Regions from separate parts of the Homo sapiens genome. Here region 2 is linked to region 1. A link is an interaction called in ENCODE POLR2A ChIA-PET data of the cell type or tissue named here. Cell type or tissue: HepG2. All regions are shown on one strand. Each heading gives the region's core, and the rest is flanking DNA. Links, peaks and the distances in the headings are about the cores only.

Region 1 (2,912 bases), core at 253-2,752:
GATAGGATGCCTGCCCTGATCAAACCATGGTATGTTTACATGTGGCATACTGTTGGACATTCTGCACACCACACTTTAACTCCTAAGAGGTCTTTTTCATTAAAGACCAGCCTGGGCAACAAAAAGAGACCCTGGCTGGGCACAGTGGCTCATGCCTGTAATCCAAGCACTTTGGGAGACCAAGACAGGTGGATCACTTAGAGGTCAGGGGTTCAAGACCAACCTGGCCAACATGGTGAAACCCTCTTAAAAAAAATTCAAAAATTAGCTGGGGGTGGTGGCACACACCTATAATCCCAGCTACTCGGGAGGCCAAGACATGAGAATCACTTGAACCCAGGAGGCAGAAGCTGCAGTGAGCCGAGATCGCACCACTGTACTCCAGCCTGGGTGACAGAGTGAGAACCTATCTCAAAAAAACCTCAAAAAATAAAAACACTTGTAAAGTCTTGGAAAGGCGTAATTTAAGGTGTCAAAAACAAAAAAGAACTCCTATTTAAGAGAACAAAATTTAACTGAAGCTTCAGCCCAGCAAGATACAGGCTGAGAGTGGATATGATCAGGGTCTGAAAAACACAAAGGGACATGCTTTGACAGGCAAACACATTCTCAAATGTAAGAGTAGGTGAATGTCACTAAACTCGGAAAGAACTAAGCATAGAACTGATGAGAGGGCACTTTTGCAGTTGGGTCTGTCTTGTCTTGGTTTAAGGCTCATGATAGCTATTTTCTATAACTGAAACCTCCTAAGTCTTCTGTTTGTCTCTAGATCCTGTGAGCAGTAATTCTCGAATAGGGACTTTTTCACTGTGGGGGCAGTAACATTTCAGCTTAAACTTAGTTACTGCATTCATTTATATCATTTAACAAATATCATCATGTGTGGCTTAAGGGCAGGGATACATTCTGAGAAATGCATTTGTTAGATAATTTCATTGTTATGTGAACACCTAGTTGGTATAACCTGCCACACACCTAGGCTACAAGCCTGTACAGCATGTTACTGTACTGAATACTATAGGCAATGTTAACACAAAGTATTTATGTATCTAAACATAGAGAAGGTACAGTAAGAATGTTGTATAAAAGATAAATGGTACACCTGTATAGGACATTTACCAGGAATGGAGCTTGCAGGACTGGAAGTTGCTCTGGGTGAGTGGTGTGTGAAGGTGAAAGCCTAGGACACTACTGTCAACTTTATAAACACTGTACACTTAGGCTACACTAAACTTATACAAAAATAATTGTGCTATGACATTATGACAGCTATGGTATCATCAGGTGATAGCAATTTTTCAGCTCCAGCTGGGTATGGTGGCTCACACCTGTAATCCTAGGTCTTTGGGAGGCTGAGGTGGGGGGATCACTTGAGACCAGGAAGACCAGGAGTTCAAGACCAGCTGGGGCAACATGGTGAAACCCTGTCTCTACTAAAAATACACACAAAAAATTAGCTGGGTGTGGTGGCACGCAACTGTCCAGCTACTCGGGAGGCCAAGGCAAAAGAATCACTTGAACCTAGGAGGTGGAGGTTGCAGTGAGCCGAGATCGTCACTGCATTCCAGCCTGGATGACAGAGTGAGACCCTGTCTCAAAATAAATAATCTTATGGGACCACCATCATATATGCAGTCCATCACTGGGCAAAATGTTGATATGCATGACTAGACACAGATGCTGAACAATTAACCTAATAAATACTACATTATATAGTATGTTAGAGGTGTAAGTGCTATGGTGGGGTGAGGGATAGGTTGCAAGTTTTAAACAATAAGGTTTTACTGGCCAGGCACAGTGGCTCATGCCTGGGAGTACTTTGGGAGGCCAAGGCAGGTGGATCAACTGAGGTCAGGAGTTGGAGACCAGCCTGGCCAATACGGTGAAACCCCGCCTCTACTAAAACTACAAAACTTAGCTGGGCGTGGAGGTGCACGTCTATAATCCCAGCTACTCGGGAAGCTGAGGCAAGAGAATCTCTTAAGCCTGGGAGGCGGAGGGTGCAGTGAGCCAAGATCGTGCCATAGCACTCCAGCCTGGGCGAGAGAGCAAGACTTCATCTCAAAAAAAAAAAAAAAAAGGTTTCACTAAGATGGTGGTATTTGAACAAAGATGTGAAAGAGGAAAGGGAGCTAGGCAACAAAGCCATCTAAGGAAGAGCATTTATGTGTAAGAAATAGCCAGTGCAAAGGCCCTAAGAAGACATATGCCTGGTGTGTTCCAGAAACAACCAGGGGGAGGCCAGGCGTGGTGGCTCACACCTGAAATCCCAGAACTTTGGGAGGCCGATGTGGGTGGATCACTTGAGCCCAGGAGTTAGAGACCAGCCTGGGCAACAAGGAGAAACCCTGTCTCTACAAAAAATACAAAAATTAGCCAGGCATGGTGGCATGCACCTGTAGTCCCAGCTACTCGGGAGGCTGAGGCAGGAGGACTGCTTGAACCCAGTGAGCCATGATTGCGCCACTGCACTCCAGCCTGAGTGAGAGAGCGAGACCCTGACTCTAAAAGAAACAAGGGGGCTGGTGGGGCTGGAGTGAAACAACAGGAAGAGGACTAGGTGATGAGGTACTAGGGGCACTGGCGGGTCCTATAAACACAGGACCTCAGAGACCTTTAAAGGGCCTTTTGCTTTTGCTGAGTGAAAGGGAGAGCCTCTGGAAAATGTTTCATTAGAGTCATTCTGATGCTATGTGTAGAAAAGAACAGAGGAAGGCAGGGTGGAAGCAGGGAGATCAAGCAGGAAGATAGTACAGTAATACAGATGAGAGAGAACACACACACCAAGGTGGTAGCAGTGAAGAGAAGTGTGGATGAATTCTGCATATGGTTTGCAGGTAGAGCCAAAATAATTTCCTGACGGAAAGGAAGAGAAGACTCAAAAGCTTTGGATCTGAACAAACTCGAAGGAT
Region 2 (2,912 bases), core at 194-2,693, 56 kb before region 1:
ATTTTTTTTTAGATGGAGTCTCACTCTGTCACCCAGGCTAGAGTGCAGTGGCACAGTCTTGTCTCACTGCAACCTCCACCTCCCAGGTTCAAGCGATTCTCCTGCCTCAGCTTCCCGAGTAGCTGGGATTACAGGCGCCTGCCACCATGCCTGGCTAATATTTGTATTTTTAGTAGAGACAGAGTTTCACCATGTTGGCCAAGCTGGTCTCGAACTCCTGACGTCACGATCCACCTGCCTTGGCCTCCCAAAGCGCTGGGATTACAGGCATGAGCCACCACGCCCGGCTCTTACCTCAATTTTTAAAAAATGCTCACTAAAGCATTTGTGATCTTGCCAAATAGTCATCTTATAAGTCTACACTTTTCCAAAAGCACCCCCGCTGAGCAGTGTGTATTTGGAAAGCCTCTTGAAGTTACCTTCTCAGCATGTTTCAGCCACTGAGGAAATCAGTCTGATTACTTAACAGTCATGTCTCATTTCTGACCACTGACAATCGCTTTCTGATTTTATTACTAGAATTTTTTTTAAGAGATGGGGGTCTCGGCCAGGCACAGTGGCTCACGCCTGTAGTCCCAACACTTTGGGAGGCCGAGGTGGGCGGATCATGAGGTCAGGAGATCGAGACCATCCTGGCTAACATGGTGAAACCCCGTCTTTACTAAAAACACACACACAAAAAAAAAAATTAGCCAGGTGTGGTGGCGGGCACCTGTAGTCCCAGCTACTCGGGAGGCTGAGGCAGGAGAATGGCATGAACCCAGGAGACGGAGCTTGCAGTGAGCCGAGATCGCCCCACTGCACTCCAGCCTGGGTGATAAAGCGAGACTCCGTCTCAAAAAAAAAAAGACAAAATTAAAGAAAAGAGATGGGGGTCTCAATGTGTTGCCCAGGCTGTTCTTGAACTCCTGGCTTTAGGTGATCCTCTCACCTCAGCTTCCCAAGCAGCTGAGACTACAGGTGTGCACCACTGCACCCAGCTTATTACTAGAATTATGGACGACACTGGTTCTGATTGACTTCTGTAGGTTTCTAAGCATTCTATCCTTTCTCATTAAGATATTCTAGGGCCCCCACCAACCCTTAAGACTCAATGCAGGCATAATCGCCGCCTGGAATCCTGTGTCCTCGCCCTCTCTCCCCAGACAGGTTAGCTGCCCCTTTTCATGGCTCCCAGCATAAACCGTCACCCATCACTGTCCTGACCCTTCACTCTCCTGTAGAATTGTTTATGTACCTGTCTCCCTGACAGGCTTGTGAGCAGCTCAAAGACAGAGGCTGTGTCTCATTGTCTTTGTTTGTTCTTTTTCTTTGTTTACTCCTGGCAAGCTGTGATTTTTTTTTTTTTAAGAGACAGGGTCTTGCTCTGTCACCCAGGCTGAAGTGCAGTGGCATAACTGTAGCTCACTGCAGCCTTGAACTCCTGGGCTCAAACAATCCTCCTGCTTTAGCCTCCCATGTCCTGAGTAGCTAGGACTACAGGCACATGCCATCCCACCTGCTTAATTAAAAACAATTTTTTGAGACAGAATCTTGTTATGTTGCCCAGGCTAGTCTTGAACTCCTGCCTCAGCTTTCCAGTAGCTGGGATTACAGTTGCGTACCATGGCACCTACAGTCTCCAGTACTGGTCCAGTGTCTGGCATGTGGCAGGTATTCAATACGTTTTGGTAGCCTGCACAAAATCGCAGGTCACCATTAAACTATGGGATGCCTGGTTCTAGTTATATTTCTGTGTTTGTTCTTCTTTTTTTTCTGAGATGGAGTCTCTATCATCCAGGCTGGAGTGCTGTGGAGTGATCTGGGCTCACTGCAACCACCACCTCCTAAGTTCAAGAGATTCTCCTGCCTCAGCCTCCCAAGTAGCAGGGACTACAGGCAGGTGCCAGCACACCAGGCTAATTTTTTTTTTTTTTTTTTTGAGATGGAGTTTTGCTCGTTACCCAGGCTGGAGTGCAATGGCGCGATCTCGGCTCACTGCAACCTTTGCGTCCCGGGTTCAAGTGATTCTCCTGCCCCAGCATCCTGAGTAGCTAGGACTACAGGCATGTCCCACCACACCCAGCTAATTTTTGTATTTTTAGTAGAGACGGGGTTTCACCATGTTTGTCAGGCTGGTCTCAAACTCCCGACCTCAGGTGATCTGCTCGCCTCAGCCTCCCAAAATGCTATGATTACAGGTGTGAGCCACCATGCCCAGCCTTAATTTTTGTATTTTAGTAGAGACAGGGTTTCACCATGTTAGCCAGGCTGGTCTCCAACTCCTGACCTCAGATGATCTGCACGCCTCAGCCTCCCAAAGTATTGGGATTATAGGCATGAGCCACAGCACCTGGCCTCTGTGTTTGTTCTTGATTATGCTTTGGTTATGGGTCAGACTGCTTCAGATAGTGAGTTTCCCAAAGCTCAGGACAGAACGTCTCCAGATTTGCAAGTAGAGAATCCTCTACCAGCTTGTCTGCAGAGGAGGTGCAGCTCCATCCCGGCAGGTCTGTTTTGAAGGACCAGGTGGTACCTGCTCTCTTTCGTACCCTAGCCTAGATCCTGAGGTGCTGAGATCCCGGAGGCCAGCTGGGGGTGGCTCTGGGGCTATGTGCCTGCTCTGATTCACTTCCCACTGGCTCTGACAGTGGAAGGAAAAGCAGACTGGCAGGGGCCAGGGACAAAGGGTTAGACTGGCAAGCCCAGTCTCACTAGTCTGGAGCTTCAGAAACCCCAGAGATGCCTACCACCAGCCTGGGAAGAGGGGGCCTCATCTGCCTACCTCCTTCTAAGCGAGGAAATAACCAGGATTTGGGGGAAATGCTCGAGGACAATGGGGGCTACCAAAAGGATCTTTCCTTCCAGCCCATGAGTCCCCGCACCTCACATCTGCACCAGCAGCAAGGCAGGCCTCATTGGCTGGCAGATTT

Evidence for each region. ChIA-PET counts read pairs that join two places held together with the same protein. Peaks named below come from ENCODE experiments on the same cell type or tissue, not always from the same donor. Only the 100,000 strongest peaks of a DNase experiment are listed, where the experiment ranks them.
Region 2: POLR2A ChIA-PET joins it to region 1 with 5 read pairs; 13 of 35 experiments call an interaction of 5 or more read pairs at or near these places.

What each region holds. Positions count from the first base shown.
Region 1 is chr11:46,745,539-46,748,450 of GRCh38, forward strand. The region is part of intron 42 of CKAP5 (cytoskeleton associated protein 5); the gene reads right to left. Among named protein-coding and RNA genes, the nearest start is that of MIR5582, 6.2 kb to the right of the region's middle. In HepG2, for the core only: no CTCF peak of the experiment used is centred there; no DNase peak of the experiment used is centred there.
Region 2 is chr11:46,689,550-46,692,461 of GRCh38, forward strand. All of the region lies in intron 3 of ARHGAP1 (Rho GTPase activating protein 1), which reads right to left. Among named protein-coding and RNA genes, the nearest start is that of ARHGAP1, 9.6 kb to the right of the region's middle. In HepG2, for the core only: no CTCF peak of the experiment used is centred there; a DNase peak (open chromatin) is centred at 1,292.